Regions from separate parts of the Homo sapiens genome. Here region 1 is linked to region 2. A link is an interaction called in ENCODE POLR2A ChIA-PET data of the cell type or tissue named here. Cell type or tissue: PC-9. All regions are shown on one strand. Each heading gives the region's core, and the rest is flanking DNA. Links, peaks and the distances in the headings are about the cores only.

The links. ChIA-PET counts read pairs that join two places held together with the same protein. Peaks named below come from ENCODE experiments on the same cell type or tissue, not always from the same donor. Only the 100,000 strongest peaks of a DNase experiment are listed, where the experiment ranks them.
Region 1: POLR2A ChIA-PET joins it to region 2 with 7 read pairs; 4 of 35 experiments call an interaction of 5 or more read pairs at or near these places.

Annotation. Positions count from the first base shown.
Region 1 is chr5:16,813,456-16,818,836 of GRCh38, forward strand. MYO10 (myosin X) reads right to left here. Exons shown (of 41, transcript NM_012334.3): 3 at 4,554-4,712. Among named protein-coding and RNA genes, the nearest start is that of MYO10, 120 kb to the right of the region's middle. In PC-9, for the core only: no CTCF peak of the experiment used is centred there; a DNase peak (open chromatin) is centred at 2,176; H3K27ac peaks cover 989 bases.
Region 2 is chr5:17,167,872-17,173,252 of GRCh38, forward strand. The region is part of intron 1 of BASP1-AS1 (BASP1 antisense RNA 1); the gene reads right to left. It overlaps LOC105374664 (a long non-coding RNA gene), which reads left to right. Exons shown (of 4, transcript XR_001742614.2): 3 at 2,892-3,009; 4 at 4,343-4,416. Among named protein-coding and RNA genes, the nearest start is that of MIR10522, 15 kb to the left of the region's middle. RefSeq lists a silencer at 4,929-5,223. In PC-9, for the core only: no CTCF peak of the experiment used is centred there; no DNase peak of the experiment used is centred there.

The DNA.
Region 1 (5,381 bases), core at 217-5,216, 350 kb before region 2:
AGGATCACTGGAGCCCAGGAGTGAGTTAGAGGCTGCAGGGAACAGCGATCATGTCACTGCATTCCAGCCCAGGAGACAAAGTGAGACCCTGGCTCTAAAAAAAAAAAAAAACCAACAACAACAAAAAAAGGAGGACACGTATGGTGGGCAGAATAATGGCTCCTCCCGCAAAGACATCCATCCACACTCATCCCAGAGCCTGTGACTAGATAATGTCACATGGCAAAGGGGCTCTGCACAGGTGATTATGGTTATGAAGCCTGAGATGGGGAGATCATCCAGGGAGGCCCAATCTAATCATGTGAGGCCTTAAAAGCAGACAGCCTTTCTTGGCTGCAGTCAGAGAGAGAGAAAGAAGACAGTGGAGGAGAAGGAGGAAAGATTTGAAGCCATGAGAGGGAAACAATACATGGTTACTGGCACTGAAGATGAAGAAAGGGAGCCACAGATCAGGAGACCAGGGAATGTGAGCGGCCTCTAGAAGCTGGGAACAGCCCTCAGGTGACAGTCAGCAAGAAAACAAGGACCTCAGTCCTCCAACTGCAAGTAACTGAATTCAGCCAACGACACAATGAGCAGGAAACGGATCCTCCTCTAGAGCATCTGGAAACAGACGCAGCCCTGCTGACCCTTTGATTTCTGCTGGTGAGACTTATGGGACTTTCAACCTACAGAACTGTAATCTTCATTTATTTATTTTTTCCTGAGACGGAGTCTCGCTCTGTCACCCAGGCTGGAGGGCAGTGCGCGATCTCGGCTCACTGCAAGCTCCGCCTCCCGGGTTCACGCCATTTTCCTGCCTCAGCCTCCCGAGTACCTAGGACTACAGGCGCCCGCCACCACACCCGGCTAATTTTTTTGTACTTTTTTTTTTAGTGGAGACGGGGTTTCACCATGTTAGCCAGGATGGTCTCGATCTCCTGACCTCGTGATCCGCCCGCCTCGGCCTCCCAAAGTGCTGGGATTACAGGCGTGAGCCACTGTGCCTGGCCGTTTTGTTTTTTTAAGTTGGTACACTTATGGTAACTGGTTATCCAGCAAAAGAAAACTAATGCAACATCTCTGGAACAATTCAAGTCATTTTATTTTTTTTCTCTTTTAAAGATATAGACAGGCATTGCTCCGAGCCAGGATCAAATGTGGAGAAGCAGTGGCTGTTCTGACAGGTGGCGGTCTTGTCTCGATGTGAGCGGAGTCCAACAGACGCTGACATCTCCGGTGAATGGCTTCAATGATAATTTTAAAAAATCATGGTGGCTGCTTTATGGATAATATACAATTTTGCAAGCCTCAAACGGAAGGTCTACAATGGCATAATTAACTGAACTGAACTGCAAATTGGATGCACAAAAATCCTACGGGTTTCCCCTTAGAAAGGAAGAATATGACCTTATTCCAAGACCAAGATCTTATTCATAGTATGTATTGGCAATTTAGCTGTCAGGTTTAACATTATTATCATGAAAAGAGGAAAATAAATAAAAAACTTTTTAAAAGGGTCTGCCTTTTAAACCCTTGTGTAGTTTTTTTTTCCTTCTAATTTACTTACTTTTTCTTGACTATTGAAAATGTACAATAACAACTTGTGTCTAGGTGGGCATGCTGGCACGTGCCTGTAATCCCAGGTACTCAGGAGGCTAAGGCAGGAGGATCACTTTAGCTCAGGAGTTTGAGTCTAGCCTGGGCAACATAGCAAGACACTATTACAAAAAAAAACAAACTTGTGTTTTTTCTCTAATGACAGCAAAGTATGAGTTTCAAAATATAGATTGAGCATCCCTTGTGTGAAATGCCTGGGACACAAAGTGTTGTGGATTTCAATATTTTTTGGATTTTGGAATATTTGCATACTATGTACTGGTTAAGCATAATTTAAGTTAAATTCAAAATCCAAAATATTCCCAATGAGCATTTCCTTTCAGCAACACATCAGCATGCAAAATGTCTTGGATTTTGAAGCATTGTGGATTTGGAGTTTTTGGATTAGGTATATTCAACCTATCTGCACCTACAAGAGACATACACCAATAAAAAATTTTAAAATCCAGGTTCACATTTTATCAACTACAAGACTTTGTAATATGAATGGCATTTATTTTATAAACATTTATTGCACAACTACCAGGTGCCTGGCAGTGTCCTTGGTTCCAGGAAGACAAAATAAGTCCTTGACAAACCTAGCAAAGAAACTGCTATGTAAACAAATAGTTACACGACAGTGTCAAATATTTAATAATAACAACACACGCACAGTGCAGCGGTCATGTGGATACCTATGCAGTGGTATTCTATGGGAAAGAGGTGGTTCACTGGTCATCTACAAGGGGATCTTTGAGATGAGAACAGAGAAATAAATGCACATTATGCCAGCTCATGCAAAACACAGAATGCATCGCCACTTTCACACCAACAGGTATAAACATTACCTTTTCTGAACATATGGAAAATATTTTAATCTAAAGACAGGACAAGCTAGCTCAGCAAGTCAGAGGAAGACAGCATGATTGAATTTCTCTGGACAGGGCTGTTTGAAAACATTTGGCAAACATTAGGTCGATTTGACAAAAATGACACTTTCACAGTGTAAAAAAAAAAAAAAAAAAAGGGCGGGGCACAGTGGCTCATGCCTGTAATCCCAGCACTTTGGGAGGCCGAGGCGGGCGGATCACAAGGTCAGGAGATCGAGACCATCCTGACCAACATGGTGACCTTGTCTCTACTGAAAATACAAAAATTAGCTGGGCGTGGTAGCACACGCCTGTAGTCCCAGCTACTCGGGAGGCTGAGGCAGGAGAATCACTTGAACCCAGGAGGCGGAGCCTGCAGTGAGCCAAGATAGTGCCAGTGCACTCCAGCCTGGTGACAGAGTGAGACTCTGTCTCAAAAAAAAAAAAAAAAGGCAAATACACTCTTTTTTTTTTTAACTGAGGAAAATTTAGCAGTTTAAACCCATAAATATATAATTCTTTCTCTTTCCCAGCTCCTTTCTCAGTCTAAGGGTAGATAAATTGGAAGAACCTGAATATTAAGCATGCCTTGAGTTTCAATTAGCACCTACTATCCATTTTAAGGCTGATTTTTCTTTTTTTTTTTTTTGAGATGGAGTCTTGCTGTCGCCTGGTTGGAGTGCAGTGGTGCGATCTTAGCTCACTGCAAACTCCGCCTCCCAGGTTCAAGCGATTCTCCTGCCTCAGGCTCCCGAGTAGCTGGGATTACAGGCACACGCCACCACGCCCAGCTAATTTTTGTATTTTTAGTAGAGACGGGGATTCACCATGTTGGCCAGGATGGTCCGATCTCTTGATCTCGTGATCCGCCCGTCTCAGCCTCCCAAAGTGCTGGGATTACAGGCGTGAGCCACCGCACCTGGCCTTTTTTTTCTGAGACAGAGTTTCGCTCTGTCACCCAGGCCGGAGTGCAGTGGCGCGATCTTGGCTCACTGCAACCTCTGCCTCCCGGGTTCAAGCAATTCTCCTGCCTCAGCCTCCTGAGTAGCCGGGATTACAGGCATGTGCCACCATGCCCAGCTAGTTTTTGTATTTTTAGTAGAGATGGGATTTCACCATGTTCGTCAGGCTTGTCTCAAACTCCAGACCTCGTGATCCGCCCACCTCGGCCTCACAAAGTGCTGGGATTACAGGTGTGAGCCACAGCACCTGGCAAAGGCTAATTTATTATTAATCATAATCACAAACATATTGGCAAAGAAATGTAACTCCTAAAGAATAAAAATGACTAAAAGATCAAGAGTTTTTAAAGTATTATAATTTTGGCTTAAAAACTATATAAATTTGAGCTGGACAAGAGAAATAAACATACATAACCAGTTGCCTTTAGTTTCCTATAAAGACTTGCAAACAGGCAGATGGAAAAGGGGAGAAAATCTGCAGGTCAACTGATCTTGACAGATAATGCAGTATCTGTACTTTCACGTCAAAAATTTATAACAAGTGATTCTTAAATATCACTTTATAATACAGGTATAGTCACATTTCATAGAAGTTGAGAGAAAAATGTGCATGACCACTTTTTATGTATTTCTCCATTCAAAATAGCAAACAGGAATCCCACAACTTAGAAAGATGGGTTCCCTTGAATGCAAGTTATCACCCTAGGGTGGGCTTCAGAGCCAGAAAAATGACTGAAAATCCACAGAAAGAGAAAAATCCAGAAAAGACAGCTTAAGCTCAAGTACTCATGTCCACAAGTCAACATTTTCCCTCGGTCAGTCTACAACTCCATGACTTCTTTCCGTGGCAGAACACTTAGAAACTGAACACAACACAGCGTATTCACAAGCAGCAAGGTCAAACTACCTCGATGTGCAGAAGGCCCTTCCACAGAAAGTAAATCCCCACTAATAAAACCTAGGCAATAAACTCTAGGAAAACATGATTTTTGACCCAAGTTTCTAATGTGGCAAATCCCTTGAAAACATAATTTTACTTAGATTAACAAGAATTCTCAAAAGGCAAGAAATACTCTCTGAAAACAAAAATAAGCATTCACTCAAACGTGAGGATCTTTTTAAAGGAATTACAAGTGGAACTTACATATATTTGATTTCTCTTATACCGCTGGAATAAGTTATACATGATGGAGCCGCCATGGAGCTCTGTCAAGGACGCCATGTCATCCACGCCCTCCTCGTTCGTGGGGTGCATAGCAGTCACCTTCTGGTGGGTAATTGTGCTCTGCTTGTAAGTGAATACCTGAGGGAGGGAGAGGAATTCAATTATTTCATTATCAGCAGTAAGTGATTTTTCACACAAGTTTCCCAAACTGACAATACAATCTCAGTATAATTTCAGGAAAAAGATTCTAAATTGGACAATCAAAAATATATCGCAAAAATCTCTTTCATTTTATGTCACCTATCTCTCTCTCTCTCTCTGTGTGTGTATGTATGTGTGTGTGTGTGTGTGCGTGTGTGTGTGTGTGTGTGTGTGTGTGTGTATATATATATATATACACATATCTTTGTTGTTGTTGTTGTTTTGAGGCATGATTTCACTCTGTTACTCAGGCTGGAGTGCAGTGGCATGATTACAGCTCACCGCAGCCTCCACCTCTGAGACTCAAGTGATCCTCCCACCTCAGCCTCCCGAGCTGGGACTACAGGCATGTGCCACCAGCCAGCTAATTTTTGCATTTTTTTTTTTTTTAGATACAGGGTTTTGTCATGTTGCCCAGGCTGGTCTCAAACCCCTGGGCTCAAGCAATCCACCTGTCTTGGCCCCCCAGAAGTGCTGGGATTACAGGCATGAGCCACAGAGCCCAGCTGTCACCTATATATTTCTAAAAGAAGCAATTATTTTGACCATTGCTATTAGATGTTCCTAAAAGATATTAGTTCAAGTATGAACCATCTTTTGGGAATC
Region 2 (5,381 bases), core at 323-5,322:
GCTTATTTTAAAGTCAAAGTGAAAGACTATAGAGTCTTAATTATGAGTTGATATCATTTCAGAAACTTTTCTCTTGTAGCCTTTTTGAGCAGTGGTCTCTCATGTTACAGGGGAGGCCTGTACCCCTAAAAGTATGCAAGAAAATTGGATACAGATGTATTCTTTAATCTGAAAAAAAATAAAGAAGACACTAAGCTTTACTGATACTTACACATGACTGAGAGCAAGCAGTTCACGTGTAGAGTTGATAAATAAGTGTCATACTGGGGATGCCTGGTCAGAAATCTTTTACTGATAGGGCCACATGACCCAGAAAGTTTGGGCTTTAATGGTGTATCAGAGAGATGAGAAGCAGGCAGGCTAGATAGAAGCAGATAGGTTTTTGCAAGTGAGAGGAGAGGGGGCAGTCGGGACAGTGAGATAAAGAGGAAGAGGCAGAGGGGATGGTATTTAGGAGGTAAATTCTACAGGATTTGGTGACTGATGATTGATGAATTTTGAGTGAATCTTTGATAAGACACCCCGCCATGAAAAACAATTTTGTCTCCTTAGTGCTTCTAGAGACCTGCCATCATTTCTGTGATGGCAAAATTATCTACCTAGTTATTTGTCAGTCTTCTTCCTCTCTCCAAATGCCTTTGGAGTTGTATCTCCAGTAATTTAGTGGATACTAAATACATGTTGCTATGTGAATATTACATGAAATGTTTTAACAGCTCAAAATATGGAAGATAAACTTTTTTTTTTTTTTCCTGAGATAGGGTCTTGATCTGTCGCCCAGGCTGTAGTGCAGTGGCGCAATCTCAGCTCACAGCTCACTGCAATTTCCACCTCCCGGGGTCAAGCGATTCTCCTGCCTCAGCCTCCTGAGTAGCTGGGACTATAGGCATGTGCCACCATGCCTGGCTAATTTTTATATTTTTAGTAGAGATGGAGTTTCCCCATGTTGGCCAGGCTGCTCTCAAACTCCTGACCTCAGGTGATCCACCCACCTCGGTCCCAAAGTGCTGGGATTATAGGTGTGAGCCTGCACCTGGCCTAAGAAACATTTTTGAATTAGAGAGCGTTCTTGGCTAGACTCTGTGGCTCACGCCTGTAATCCCAGCACTTTGGGAGGCCAAAGAGGCAGGATTGCTTGAGCCCAGGAGTTCAAGACCAGCCTGGGCAACATGGCAAGACCCTGTCCATAGAAAAAATTTTAAAAATTAGCTGAGTGTGGTGGTGCGTGTCTATGGTCCCAGCTACTGGAAGCTGAGGCAGAAGGGTCACTTGAGCCTGGGAAGTTGAGGCTGCAGTGAACCATGTTTGTGCCACTGTACTCCAGCCTGGGTGACAGAGCAAGACTCTGTCTAAAAAAAAAAAAGAGAGAGAGAGAGTGTTTCATATAATTGTAGGTTTTTATTTCAATAAAATAATCATGCATTATGATATGACGTGGACTCAGGGATCTTAACACCAGCCTTAGGATTCTGCATTACAATTTGGAAATTACTAGGGATTTGTCAATGACTACTGTTTGAAATTTACATGGTGATAAAGGACATTATTTTACTACCTGCAAGTATAAGAGTCAACATTAACCATGAAAGTTATTTTCTCCTTACGAAAATATAAAAGTCAAAATTAGCCATAAAAGTTATTTCCAAAGCATTTCCTTTTGAACATGCAAGGAATGCTGACTATTCAACAAACAGTAGTTGCATAAAGAAGATTTTTGGTCCCATGATCTGGCTGAAGCTTTGCACAAACAGCTGCTTATCTCATGAATGGAATTTCCTGTTAATATTCTTGCAGGCTAATTGTTCATCAAAAGTACAACAAATGTCAACAAACATCAGAAACGTGTTACATCTTAATATTTACAAGACAGCAGAAATAGTTCAGATGTTTAACTTGGTTGAGCTTAAAAGGCAAGAGTGCAATCTTTAGCCCTTGTCACAAACTAGTCTTGACGGGATTAATGCTATTCACATAAACCATTTGTTTTAAATGCCCTCTTTCCTGTTAATTTACAACAACATATGGCTTAAGATAGCACAGGATAAGGGAAGAAACAAAACTGTAACTTCAAACAGTATAGTTGAAAGCACCTTTGTTTTGAATGGATTTCATAGACTTTTCATCCCAACTACATATGGAAATAAATTTTCTTAGAATAAAAATGCTTCAAATGGACTCTTAGGCTGGGCGTGGTGGCTCACGCCTGTAATCTCAGCCCTTTGGGAGGCCGAGGCAGGAGGATCTCTTAAGGTCAGGAGATCAAGACCATCCTGGCCAACATAGTGAAACCCCGTCTCTACTGAAAATACAGAAATTAGCTGGGCATGGTGGTGAATGCCTGTAATCCCAGCTACTCAGGAGGCTGAGGCAGGAGAATCGCTTGAACCCAGGAGGTGGGGGTTGCAGAGAGCTGAGATCACACCACTGCACTCCAGCTTGGGTGACAGAGCAAGACTCCGTATCAAAAAAAAAAAAAGGACTCTTAAATCCCGTGGCAGCAACCACAAAGATATCCACTTGTTTCAGTGAGAGGTGGGTTTCGTAGGGTAGAGGTCCCAGAAGTAGGAAGTAATATCATCAGACCACCAGGGTTCGGATCAGAGGTGAAATTTAGAATCAGTAGAGACTTCCTGAAACACAGACAACAGATTTTTTTTTATAAGGCATTTCCAGGTTTTTGTCTTTTTTTCTCTCAGTGAAAGTAGCATTTTTCACTGAGGTGTCAATTCAGGAGCTGTTTCAGGAAGGTGCTCAGGGAAGATATTTTAGTACAACACTCCGGCCTCCTTCATAATACTAATCACGCCCTATTTTCCTTTCCTTAGCCCTAACAAACTCAGAGTGCTGAAACACTGGAAGCCAGCTACAGGTCTTTTTCCTTTCTCTTCCAGATGGTATGCATCTTGTTCCTCTTTCAGACACAGGTGAAAATTGAAGTTTCTAGAAACTGGAGTTTCCTTCTCATCTTGTTGGCATCTTCCCCTGGGGAGAGGGGTAATACCTCCACAGGTACTGGGAGCCACTTTTTGGGTTATAAGGAGGGAAGTTTAGTTAGCCCCACCTCTGCCGTCTTGTCTATTCCTGTACAGTTTTAGGCAGGAAATGTCTCCATTGGATATTTGTGTTTAGTCTTTTTTTTTTTCTTTTGAGACGGAGTCTGGCTCTGTTTCCTGGGCTGGAGTGCAGTGGCACGATCTCAGCTCACTGCAGCCTCCGCCTCCTGGGTTCAAGTGATTCTCCTGCCTTAGCCTCCCATGTAGGTGGGACTACAGGCACGTGCCACTATGCCTGGCTAATGTTTGTATTTTTTTTTAGTAGAGATGGGGTTTTGCCATGTTGGCCAGGCTGGTCTTGAACTCCTGGCCTCAAGTGGTTTACCAGCCTCGGCCTCCCAAAGTACTTGGGATTATAGGCGCGAGCCACTGCACCCAGCCCTGGCTAATTTTTTTGAAAAGTTTTTCTGTAGGTTGGATATAGTGGCTCAATCCTGTAATTCCAGCACTTTGGGAGGCGGAGGCAGGAGGAACACTTGAGGCCAGGGGTTCGAGACCAGCCTGGGTAACATGGTGAAACCCTGTCTTTACTAAAAATACAAAACATCTTGGATCGCTTGAGCCTGGGAGGTCAAGGCTGCAGTGAGCTGTTACCGTGTTGCTGCACTCTGGCCTGGGTGGCAGAATGAGACCCAGTCTCAAAAAAAAAAAAATCATATCTATATCTATATATGTATACACACACACACACACACACACACACGTGTAGAGACAGGGTTTTGCCATGTTGCCCAGGCTGTCTCGAACTCTTGAACTCCTGGGGCTCAAGCACTCTGCTCACCTCAGCCTCCCAAAGTGCTGGGATTACAAGTGTAAGCCACCATGCCTGGCCTGTTTAGTTTTTTTTGTTTTTTGTTTTTTCTTTTTGAGACGGAGTCTCGCTTTGTCGCCAGGCTGGAGTGCAATGGGGCAATCTTGGCTCACTGCAGCCTCTGCCTCCTGGGTTCAAGCAATTCTCCTGCCTCAGCCTCCTGAGTAGCTGGGATTACAGGCGCCTGCCACTATGCTCGGCTAATTTTTTTGTATTTTTAGTAGAGACGGGGTTTCACCACATTGGCAGGATGATCTTGATCTCCTGACCTTGTGATCCACCCTCCGTGGCCTCCCAAAGTGCTGGGGTAAGGCTGGCATTGTAATTTTGATATAAAAGAAATACAAATTAAAAAATAAAAGGCATGAAGAAGGTTAAATTTTAATTGGGAGTATTGGTACGAATCTGTAATTTCAGTGTATGCATAGCTCCTAGTCTTGATTTAAAGTGTTTATCTGTGCATGTATTCCTAATCAAGGAACCTAGAGGTGATGGTGTCCAGTAGCCATGAGATACCTGCTGCCCAGAATGGGTTTCTAAAGGCTATTAAAAGGAACCAGATCTCTTGGAGAATGGCTGATCCTAGGCTTGATTCAAGGAAAGTTCAAGGTGAGAATGGGAATCTTACCATGCCAGAAAGCAAAAAAGTGTCAAAAGCCAATGAAGTCATGTCGAAAGGTTAAGGACTAGCTTGACAGCCTTCCCACCAGGGAAGAATTTTAGAAGAATTTGAGCATTATTAAGAATGATAAATGTTAGTGATTGTAAAATGTGGAGTAAATAAAAATATCTACATCTGTAGTTATAAAAAAGAAAGGAAGAATGAGAAAAAGAGGAGGTCTGGAAGTAACTACTGTAAAACTCTTTCCTCTGGAAATGGGTAACGATGTGGAAAAATTAGCATTTACTCTGCCTTTATAAACCAATCAGTGGTTCATCTCAAGTTGATGAGGAAATGCTTCTCATCATGGGAGAATGCCAGCTAAGAAATATAAAGGATGACAGAATTTAAAAACAATTATTCAACTCTCATATGCTATGGGGAGAAACACAAGATGGTCCAGCCACCATGAAAAAGAATTTAGCAGTTTCTTATGAAGTTAAACACACATTTACTAAACAACTTAGTGATTCTACTTCTAAGTATTTACCCAAGTGAAATGAAAACTTTAGTTCACACAAAGGCCTGGAAGAGAATGTTTCTACGACTTTATTTGGAATTGCTCCAAACTGAACACAACCCATCTGTCCTTCAATTTGGGAATTTGGGACTGAATAAACAAGCTGGCATACAATGGAACACAATGGAATACGTGGAATACGGTTCAGTAATAAAAAGGAAAAAACTGCTGATGCATAGAACAACATGGAGGGATCTCAAATGCATTGTGCTAAGTGAAAAAAAAAACCAGACTCAAAAGGCTGTACAATGTATAATTCTAGGTGTGTGACATTCTGGAAAAAGCAAATCTAACAGGACAGAAAAAAGATCAGTGGCTGCCAGGGGCTGGGGCTGG